3 separate regions of the Homo sapiens genome follow, and all the other regions are linked to region 1. A link is a contact called in ENCODE Hi-C or POLR2A ChIA-PET data. All regions are on one chromosome and are shown on one strand. Each heading gives the region's core, a stretch centred on a gene start or an enhancer-like site at or near the end of the contact. The rest is flanking DNA. Distances are from core to core; before and after follow the strand shown. Region 1 holds the start of STAT6 (signal transducer and activator of transcription 6). Region 2 has its middle 12 kb from the start of PTGES3. Region 3 holds the start of MARS1 (methionyl-tRNA synthetase 1).

Region 1 (3,373 bases), core at 601-3,100:
CTTCCAGGGGCAAATCTGATCATCCTAAGAAGTGGGGGAAGGTGGGAGGAGACTTGAAGGAGGAGAGGTGGAAAAGGAAAGTAGAGAGAACTAAGGAAGAGGATGGAAGAGACTGGAAAAAAGGCGGGTTTAGTAAGCTAGGAGGAAAGAGCCTAGAAGAGAGAGGAAGCTGGAGGGCTAGAAGGCAAAGATGAGAGACGAAAACAGGTAGAAAGGAGAGGAGGGGACAGGGAAGTAGAAGAGGGGGTTGCATCCCCATTTCCAGGTTCAGGGAGGACTGGGTAACCAGTGGTTTCCCAGGGGCCTCTCAGTTCACGTTTCTCATAATATCCCTCTCCCAGAGATGAGGGAGAGGATGGGATGACAACTCCCCAGGTCTCCCCAAACCCAGTAACCCCAAGTCCTCCTGTTGCACGTTCAGCCTCTCACCTCTCCCAGGCCTCTCAGAGGGATGGAAAATGGAGAGGTCCCTTCTCTGGACGTTTCTGCTCCAAGACCTTCATGCCCCTCTTTCCTCCAGTGCCCACTTACCCCAGCTCTTTTCTCCTCAAGGCAGAATCCTTACCCCTCCTGCTCAGGTTCCTCCAATAGGCCTTTCTCTAGCCCAAGAGAGAAAGGTCCTCTGGAGTGAGTGGGCACCGCTTTCCTCTGCATCCCCTTGCAGAGTGACCAGCCTCCTGGCATGGCCCTGGCTAGAAATATCCAACCCCTCTTCTTCCCCAGCCATCAGGAGGACACATTTCTCCCCACCCCAACCCATAACAAGGCTGGGTCGATTGGCTTGACCAGGACAGGGGCACCTTTTGTCTTCAGCCCCTTGAAGGGGAAGGGAGGGAGGAGCCACGGCGTGAGGGGCGGGGCCAGTGTTACCTCCCAAACTCAGAAGGGAAGCGCAAGGTCTGGGATCCTCGTCCGCCCGCTTGGTGGCCTAAACTCGCTTATCTCAACCCCTATCTGCCCGAGTCCTCTGATTGTGGGACCACAGGATCGAAAGTTAAAACAGCTTCTCTGAGTTGCCCAATGCGTGAATGTGGCGGTGGGGGCAGGCGGGGAGGTGGAGCCAGTTCAGCACGAGGAGGGTTAACTCGGCGCCGCCGCTGGGAAATCTCAGCGTCTACAGCAGCCAAGCGTGGAGCAGTTTTGAGGGGGAAATTCCCCCTCGTCTGGGCCACCATGAGGTCTACATCTGGGGCTTGCTCACGCCCCAGCCACACCCTTGAACAGGAACCTTTAGTGGAGGGCAGGATAGGGGTTTAACAAGGATCCACTGCCCTCTGGCATCAACCTTCCAGGGAGGGGCGGCCACTTCCCCCGACTCAGGGCAGAGGGGCACTCCTTCACCTCCTTTCCCTGACTTTCCATGGCCCTGGGGGTGCAGGGGTGAGGCTGTGAAAACGTGACCCATGGGGGAGGGGAGTACTGAGGCCTGGACCCTCCCAGATTCCTCCAGGAGTTCGAAACTGCTAAAACCCAGTGCCACCAGCCACCAACACTAGCTGAAACCATCTCTTGGGGACCATCCACCCAGCCAGGGGAGGATCCCGAGAGCTCCCCCCACGAATCCACCCCCATGCACTCATAGAGGCCCCCGCACCCACCTCGGAGGCAACCCCTCACCTCGGCAACCCCTCTGCTGTCTTCTCCCTTTCTCAGCGGGCACTTCCAGGCCCCATAGGTCTGTAGCTCTGTCCAGCGAGTTCAAGGCTGGCCCTGCTAGCACCTCCCCCCTTCCACCACCACCACCAAAAAGAAAAATAAGATAAAGCACACACATACATACACACACACACACACACACACACACACACTCCTCTCCCGTCCTCCCTCTTCAGTGTAAGCAGTGGCTGCCCCAGCCCGCTGTTTCCGGCTTCTCCTTCTACCCAGGTCCCTCCCTGGAGCTCTGACGACACAGAGAAGAGAAAGTGGGCTGGAGGAGGAAGAGGAAGAAAGTGGGGTGAATATGTGTGCCTCCTGTGCCGAGTGGGGGAACACGTGGGGGATCAGGACTGGGGTCCAGGCCTTGGAGCCAGGCTTGGGGGGAGGCTGACCCCCACTTACTCTGTCCCCCTCAAAAGCATCAGCTTTTCTCCAGAAAGTCACCCAATATCAAACAGAGATTTGCCACCCCTAACTGCCTGGCTCCCAAACTCAAACTCTGCCAAGGGCTGGGGTTTGGACCCACAAGGGACTGGGCTCCCCAGGGCCTCAGGAAAAGTAAATCCCTCTGGACTCTGCGCTCCCTCCAGTGGAGGACCCTAAAAAGCCGCCAGGGAGCTCGATGCCAGCCAACTCCTAGGTCCCCCTCCCTTCCGGCAGGGAACGCCTTAGAGGTCGGTCTCGTGACCACTGACGGGAGGGAGTGGGGGAGGGGAACCCTCAGCTCAGAATTCTGGAAGACTCTAGGAGTCCCTTGGACTGAAGCTGGTCTTTGCTCTCTCCTCACAGGGCACCCCTCCTGAGACTGTGGTGGGAACCAGCACAAGCCGGAGCTGCTGCCTGCAGATTCACAAGGGGCAAGTTTGAATACGAATCTGCTGTGTTCCTATCTGCCAAGTTCCTATATGTTTCTGGGGTAAACACTGAGACACGCCAAGAAACAAACACACACATGCACAACTTCCCTGACCACAAGACTACACACACACACACACACACACACACACACACGTGCAGGCAGGCTCACAAACAGAGCCCATTGCAATCACAACACCACACACACACACACACACACACACACACACACACACACACAGTCTTGCTCAACTTCTGAGTCATCAACATAACTAGTGGAGGGTTCTGCAGTTTTTGCTGGGGGAGGAGCTGGAGGAGACCAAGGGATCCAGAGAGGCCTTTACTCCCGGACACCTGAGAGCCCCGGTGTGTGGAAGAGGTGGTGTCTGAGGGGCGGTGGGAGGAAGTTTCTACTCCCCTCCTCCCTCCCATAGCAGGGGCTGGGCTGAGGGGCCAAAGCTAGGCCTATGCTGCCCCCTGGTGCCTGAATTGATTTCCAGAACCAGCTCCTCCTCCTCCATCCCTTGCTACCCCGCAGGTCTGTACATGAGTGCACGTGTGTGGACCCAGCCAGGCAGCAGAGGGTTTGAACACAGCAAAATATAGCAGTTAAAAGACTGGACTGTGGATACAGGCTGCTTGGGTTCAAATCCTGCTAATGCTGCTAACCACACAACCCTGAGCAATTTACTCTGTGATTCATTCTCGTCATCTGTAAAATGGAGCAAATAAGTCTTAACCCATAATGTGAGAATAAAATGCAGTAAAACATCTGAAGGCTTAGAACAATGCCTGACACACAGTAACTGTCAGGCACTATTTTTATGGTTCATAATAAACCAGGTATGAGGAAAGGAGAAGG
Region 2 (3,373 bases), core at 588-3,087, 410 kb before region 1:
ACATCCATATGGTAAAGTGAAAGCAAGTTTATTAGGAAATAAAGAAATAAAAGAATGGCTACTTCATAGCCAGAGCAGCCCCGAGGGCTACTGGTTGACTACTTTTATGATTATTTATTGATTATATGCTAAATAAGGGGTGGATTATTTATGAGCTTTCTGGGAAAGGCATGGCAATTCCCTGAACTGAAGGCTCCTCCCCTTTTTAGACTTATTGGGTAACTTCCTGACTTTGCCATGACATCTGTAAACCTTCATGGTGCTGGTGGGTGTGTCTTTTGGCATGCTAATGAATTATAAGCATATATAATGAACAGTGAGGATGACGAGGGGGTCATTTTTCATCACCATCTTCGTTTTGGTGGTTTTTGGCCAGCTTCTTTACCACATGCTGGTTTTATCAGCAAAGTCTTTGTGACCTGTACCTTGGGCCAACCTCCTATTTCATCCTGTGACATAGAATGCCTGACATCCTGGCAATGCAGCCCAGGAGGTCTAAGCCTCATTTTACCCTGCTCCTATTCAAGATGGAGTTGCTCTGTTTCAAAGGCCTCTGACAGAAGTTTTTGACATAGTTGACCAGCCATTCCTTTTTCTTAAAAAGGCTGTCTTCTGTTTCTTTGTTATTTATTTTTTGAGACAGGGTCTCACTCTGTCACCCAGGATGGAGTGCAGTGGTGCCATCTTGGCTCACTGCAACCTCCACCTCATGGGTTCAAGCGATTCTCCTGCCTGAACCTCCCAAGTAGCTGTGAGTACAGGTGCGCACCGCCACACCTGGCTAATTTTTGTATTTTTAGTAGAGACAGGGTTTCATCATCTTGGCCAAGTTGGTCTCGAACTCCTGGCCTAAGGTGATCCACCTGCCTCGGCCTCCCAAAGTGCTGGGATTACAGAGGTGAGCCACGGCACCCGGCCTTATTTATTTTATCTTTTTGAGACAGGGTTTCACTCTGTCACCTGGGCTGGAGTGCAGTGGCACGATTTCTGCTCACCATAGCCTTGACCTCTGGGCTTGAGTGATCCTCCCGCCCCAGCCTCCCAAGTAGGTGGGACTACAGGCGGGCGCCATCACACCTGGCTAATTTTTTTTTTGAAAAGGAGTTTCGCTCTTGTTGCCCAGGCTGGAGTTCAATGGCCGATCTCGGCTCACTGCAACCTCCGCCTCCCGGGTTCAAGTGATTCTCCTGCCTCAGCCTCCGGAGTAGCTGGGATTACAGGGGCGCACCACCACGCTTGGTAAATCAAGGTCAAAAATTATTCTTTTTTTTTTTTTTTTTTTTGAGATGGAGTCTCGCTGTATTGCCCAGGCTGGAGTGCAGTGGCGCCATCTTGGCTCACTGCAAGCTCCGCCTCCCGGGTTCACGCCATTCTCCTGCCTCAGCCTCCTGAGTAGCTGGGACTACAGGCACCTGCCACCACGCCCGGCTAATTTTTTGTATTTTTAGTAGAGACGGGGTTTCACTGTGTTAGCCAGGATGGTCTGGATCTCCTGACCTCGTGATCCGCCTGCCTCGGCCTCCCAAAGTGCTGGGATTACAGGCGTGAGCCACTGCCCCCCGCCTTTTGTTTTTTTTTTTTTTTTTGAGAGGGAGTTTTGCTTTGTCGCCCAGGCGGGTGTGCAATGACGCGATCTCGGCTTGCTGCAACCTCTGCCTCCCGGCTTCAAGCGATTCTCTTGCCTCAGCCTTCAGAGTAGCTGAGATTACAGGTGCCTGACACCAGGCTCGGCTAATTTTTGTTTTTTTAGTAGAGACAAGGATTCACCATATTGGCCAGGCTGGTCTCAAGCTCCTGACCTCAAGTGATCCGCCCGCCTCAGCCTCCAAAAGTGCTGCTATTACAGGCATGAGCCACCGCGCCGGCCCCAAGTGACTCTCATGGGCTGGAGACACAGGCTATTATGAATTGCTAACCACAGTCTCTTAGTCTCCCTTTTAAATAACAAAAGAGGAAATTTCTTCACTTCCTGACACAACTCTCCATCATACAGTTGGCCAAGAGCAGTTAGAAACTTTCATCCTTAATTTGTGTCCTTTGGGAGTTGCTGCTTTCTTAGAGTCATTAAATGCATGTAGGCAGTGTCTGCTTCATTAAGCCAGATTTATACCAAATGAAAAGGCAGAGAAAGATCTAATTTAATGAATATTTCTTTTTTTTTTTTTTGAGACGGAGTTTCACTCGTCACCCAAGCTGGAGTGTAATTCGTGGTCTCCGGTCACTGCAACCTCCGCCTCCTGGGTTCAAGCGATTCTCCAGCCTCAGCCTTCCAGCCTCAGCCTCCCAAGTAGCTGGGATTACAGGTGCCCGCCACCACACCCAGCTAATATTTGTATTTTTAGTAGAGACAGGGGTTTCACCATGTTGGGCAGGCTGGTCTCGAACCCCTGACCTCAGGTGATCCACCCTCCTTGGCATCCCAAAGTACTGGGATTGTAGGCATGAGCCATCGCACCGGGTCTTAATTAAGATTTCTAAGAACTAGATCAACAAATCAGTGGGACTGTAAAGGCAATTCTTGGGACACAGGTCAGGAAACTCTGTGCTTAATTCAGAAATCAAAAATCCAGCAATCTCACTTCTGGGTGTTAGAACTGTAGAAAATAAAATTTTAGACCGGGCACGGTGGCTCACGCCTGTCATCCCAGGCCGAGGCGGGTGGATCACGAGGTCAGGAGATCGAGACCATCCTGGCCAACATGGTGAAACCCCGTCTTTACTAAAAATACAAAAATTAGCCTGGTGTGGTGGCGTGCGCCTGTAGTCCCAGCTACTCCGGAGGCTGAGACAAGAGAATCACTTGAACCCGAGAGGCAGAGGTTGTGGTGAGCCGAGATTGGGCCATTGAACTCCAGGCTTGGCAACAAGAGCGAAACTCTGTCTAAATAAATAAATAAATAAATAAAAATATAAAATTTTAAGCCCCCCAACTGACTGAATGGATCCCCATTTGGCCAAGAGGACCCCCAAACTCCTGAAAAAGTAGTTCAGGCAATGTGGGGAATGGGAGGCATTGAATATGCCTCATTATACTCTCTTCCCTTTGGAGTTCTGGCACAACTGACCAGCATTAACATTAAAACAGAGATCTTGGCTGGGCACTATGGCTCATGCTTGTAATCCCAGCACTTTGGGAGGCCGAGTCAGGTGGATCACCTGAGGTCAGGAGTTCGAGACCAGCCTGGCCAACATGATGAAACCCCGTCTCTACTAAAAATACAAAAAAATACAAAAAAATAAAATAAAAATTAGCTGGGTGTGGTAGTGCATGTCTGTAATCCCAGCTACTTGGGAGGCTGAGACAGAAGAATCGCTTGAATCTGGGAGGCGGAGGTTGCAGTGAACAGAGATCACACTACCGCACGCCAGCCTG
Region 3 (3,373 bases), core at 233-2,732, 380 kb after region 1:
TCTTTTCCCTAGAGATGTTTGGCCGGGCGCGGCTGCACGCCTGTAATCCCAGCACTTTGGGAGGCTGAGGCGGGCGGATCACGAGGTCGGGGGATCGAGACCATCCTGGCTAACACGGTGAAACCCCGTCTCTACTAAAAATACAAAAAATTAGCCGAGCGTGGTGGCGGGCACCTGTAGTTCCAGCTACTCGGGAGGCTGAGGCAGGAGAATGGCGTGAACCCCGGGGGACGGAGGTTGCAGTGAGCCGAGATCGCGCCACTGCAGTCCAGACTGGGGGGCAGAGCAAGACTCCGTCTCAAAGAAAAAAAAAAAAAAGAGATGCTCTTCTACCCCTTTGATGAGACGTCGAGCTGTATATGAACTCAGACTGGTATTAATATTTTACTTGTCTACATTCTTTTTTTTCGAGACGGAGTTTCCTCTTGTTGCCCAGGCTGGAGTGCAATGGCGCGGTCTCGGCTCACTGCAACCTCCGCTTCCCGGGTTCAGGCGATTTTTTTTGCCTCAGTCTCCCGGGTAGCTGGGATTACAGGCGCCTGCCACCATGCCCAGCTAATTTTGTATTTTTAGTAGAGACGGGGTTTCAGCATGTTGGCCAGGCTGGTCTCGAACTGCTGACCTCAGGTGATCCGCCCGCCTCGACTCCCCAAAGTGCTGGATTACATGCATAAGCCACCGCGCCCGGCCTATGTACATTTTTGTTGTTGTTGTTGATAGGATGGATATGTACACTAACTTCCACTTTGTCACTAATTCCGCACATGGTAACTCCGAACTCTAAAACTCTGACCGTTAAGAGCTTGCATCGAGAGCCACTGCGAGTAGCTGCTGTTATGACATGGCCATTTCATTCTCCACAACAAGAGAAGCAGCCGCGGCTTCAGTCACCGCCCTCCAGCAGCGTAAGAGGATAAAAGTGCGACTTGCCCTAAAACCTAAACGTCTCTTCTGGATCTCCAGAAAAAAAGTGCTGCTCTAGGCCGGGCGCAGTGGCTCACGCCTGTAATCCTAGCACTTTGGCAGGCCGAGGCGGGCGGATCATCTGAGGTGAGGACTTCGAGACCAGCCTAGCCAAAATGGTCAAAGCCCGCCTCTACTAAAAATACAAAAATTAGCCGAGCGTGGTGGCACGTGCCTGTAGTCCCAGCTGCATGGGAGGCTGAGGCCGGAGAATCACTTGAACCCTGGAGGCAGAGGTTGCAGCGAGCCAAGACCGTGCCACTGCACTTCAGCCCAGGTGACAGAGGGAGACGCCCTCTCACAAAAAAAAAAAAAAAAAAAAAAAAGTGCAGTCTAGCCCGCATCTGCGGCCTCTTCATCTCGATGATAGTCTTTTCCTGTGTCTTAGCGTTGCATGATGGGAGAAATAGTCTACTTTCCGGTAGCGGTGCCAGGGCAGTGGCCTAATACGGAACTCCATTTCCCGGCGTGCCTCGCGGAGGCCGCTGAACTCAGAAGCGGGAGGCCGGTTCCGGTTGCATCAGCGAGGGATTCACGGCGAAATGAGACTGTTCGTGAGTGATGGCGTCCCGGGTTGCTTGCCGGTGCTGGCCGCCGCCGGGAGAGCCCGGGGCAGAGCAGAGGTGCTCATCAGCACTGTAGGCCCGGAAGGTACTCGTGCTGGTGCTGGTGGGCGGTGGATGGGGGGGCGGGACCGAAACACGCCAGATTCTCTGCAGCTGTCTTTGCCAAACCCCTAGCCCTCGCCACACACCCCAATCGACCACTTCTCCTATTATCCTTGATCACTCCACGCCTTCTTCCCTCCCAGTCACATCTTTCACTTCCTTTAATTACCCTCAATATAATACCCTTCCCTTATCTCTCTCCTCCCCTCTTCCGTCTTCCCGGTCCCCGCCTCACCCCAGTAAACTGCTCTTCCCTTCCCAACCTTCTCCTACACCTATCAGGCATCCCCCTCTGCTCTTTAGTTACTAGCATGACAGCCCCCAGGCACCCTTTTGTGTTCTTAGGAAATCCCTCTCTCCCCTCCTAACACACACACACGTTCCTTTCTGTTTACCTCTTCTCATTCTCAGCCGATTGTTTGGGTGACTCTTAGGAGGTTCTCTTGTAAGTCTTCTCAGTTCTTTTAATTTTGTTCTCCCACTGTGACCTTCAGATAATTATGAAGATATCCCAGTTACTTTCAGTCGTTAAGTTCTTGGCTGCAGCACTATCCCAATACCACCACCTCCTCTGCAGTCCCCATCTGTTGCTTCCAGCTGGCAGTTTCAGCTGAACACCTGCTGGCCTCTCCAGCCCATTCCGGACCACCCCCTTTCAGTGGTCCTATCCTGGAACTTCTGGGTTGAGACTGCCCATCTTTCTTTTTTTACTCACTGAACAATGCAAGGTTATCCTAAGTTGACAAAGTATTTCTTTTCTTTTCCTTTTTTTTTTTTAACCCATTTTCCATTCTTGCATCAGATTGTGTGGTCCCGTTCCTGACCCGGCCTAAGGTCCCTGTCTTGCAGCTGGATAGCGGCAACTACCTCTTCTCCACTAGTGCAATCTGCCGGTCAGTATTGGTCCTTGGTGTAGGGAGGTGGCTGAATCAAATCAGGCCTCACTGTCATTTGTGTGGCTTTATTTGCAGCCATTGTTTCCCTGTGTGATGAGAAATGGGCTAAATGGGCCCCTCTAAGTCCATCATCTGTTGCTCTCTCTCTGGGCAGATATTTTTTTTTGTTATCTGGCTGGGAGCAAGATGACCTCACTAACCAGTGGCTGGAATGGGAAGCGACAGAGCTGCAGGTAGGACTAAGGTATGGGGGATGTCAGGCAGGCCCTTGTTCTGCGTGGCCATCCTGACTCATGTCCCCTGCATTTTAGCCAGCTTTGTCTGCTGCCCTGTACTATTTAGTGGTCCAAGGCAAGAAGGGGGAAGATGTTCTTGGTTCAGTGCGGAGAGCCCTGACTCACATTGACCACAGCTTGAGTCGTCAGAACTGTCCTTTCCTGGCTGGGGTGAGTTGGGTCTTGAGATGAGGACTGGGGAAGGCTTATGGTGTAAGGATTAAGAGGGAAGACTGTATTCAGAGTGTTCGAACCCAACACTGCCACTTACTAGTAGTGTAATCTTGGCAAATCACTTAATCTCTCTAATCCTCAATTTTTTTCAGTTGTGAAATGGGATAATATTAGTACCTATCTCAGTGAGTTATTGTGAGGATTAAGTGAGATCATATAAAGTGCTTAATACAGTGCTTGACATATAAAGTGCTCAGTAAATGTTAGATATTACCATTGGGAAGAAACTGAGTGTCTCATTTGTGTACATTTTCCTTTTCTATCCCCAACAAAGGAGACAGAATCTCTAGCCGACATTGTTTTGTGGGGAGCCCTATACCCATTACTGCAAGATCCC

What was found. Hi-C counts contacts between places; a loop is a spot of excess contacts on that map. ChIA-PET counts read pairs that join two places held with the same protein, here RNA polymerase II (POLR2A). Pooled maps may share reads with other maps.
Region 2: a pooled map shows a loop between it and region 1 (3-fold over the local background). The contact joins the enhancer-like site here to the promoter of STAT6 in region 1. A Hi-C loop is called at or near these places in 1 of 50 pooled maps. POLR2A ChIA-PET finds 5 or more read pairs at or near these places in 6 of 52 experiments (AG04449, GM10248, HepG2 and 3 more).
Region 3: a loop to region 1 is called in a pooled map, with 4 times the contacts of the local background. The contact joins the promoter of MARS1 here to the promoter of STAT6 in region 1. A Hi-C loop is called at or near these places in 1 of 168 maps with a recorded cell type or tissue (CD8-positive, alpha-beta T cell), 1 of 37 single-sample maps with no recorded cell type and 8 of 50 pooled maps. POLR2A ChIA-PET finds 5 or more read pairs at or near these places in 6 of 52 experiments (AG04450, B cell, Caco-2 and 3 more).

The regions. Positions count from the first base shown.
Region 1 is chr12:57,109,512-57,112,884 of GRCh38, forward strand. STAT6 (signal transducer and activator of transcription 6) reads right to left here and starts at 1,851. Exons shown (of 22, transcript NM_003153.5): 1 at 1,618-1,851. LOC124902946 (a long non-coding RNA gene) reads left to right here and starts at 1,211. Exons shown (of 2, transcript XR_007063334.1): 1 at 1,211-2,330; 2 at 2,446-3,368. RefSeq lists enhancers at 977-1,924, 1,925-2,870 and a silencer at 2,910-3,069.
Region 2 is chr12:56,698,999-56,702,371 of GRCh38, forward strand. No RefSeq gene overlaps it. Among named protein-coding and RNA genes, the nearest start is that of PTGES3, 12 kb to the left of the region's middle. RefSeq lists silencers at 1,757-1,911, 1,860-1,919. Within about 2 kb of position 1,838, at least 6 of the 41 ENCODE cell types and tissues checked have a DNase peak (open chromatin) inside an H3K27ac peak, as active enhancers do.
Region 3 is chr12:57,486,586-57,489,958 of GRCh38, forward strand. MARS1 (methionyl-tRNA synthetase 1) reads left to right here and starts at 1,483. Exons shown (of 21, transcript NM_004990.4): 1 at 1,483-1,614; 2 at 2,434-2,524; 3 at 2,682-2,760; 4 at 2,839-2,973; 5 at 3,311-3,373. The coding sequence starts at 1,506. It also overlaps a transcript of ARHGAP9 not described here. RefSeq lists enhancers at 460-1,407, 1,221-1,610, 1,408-2,354.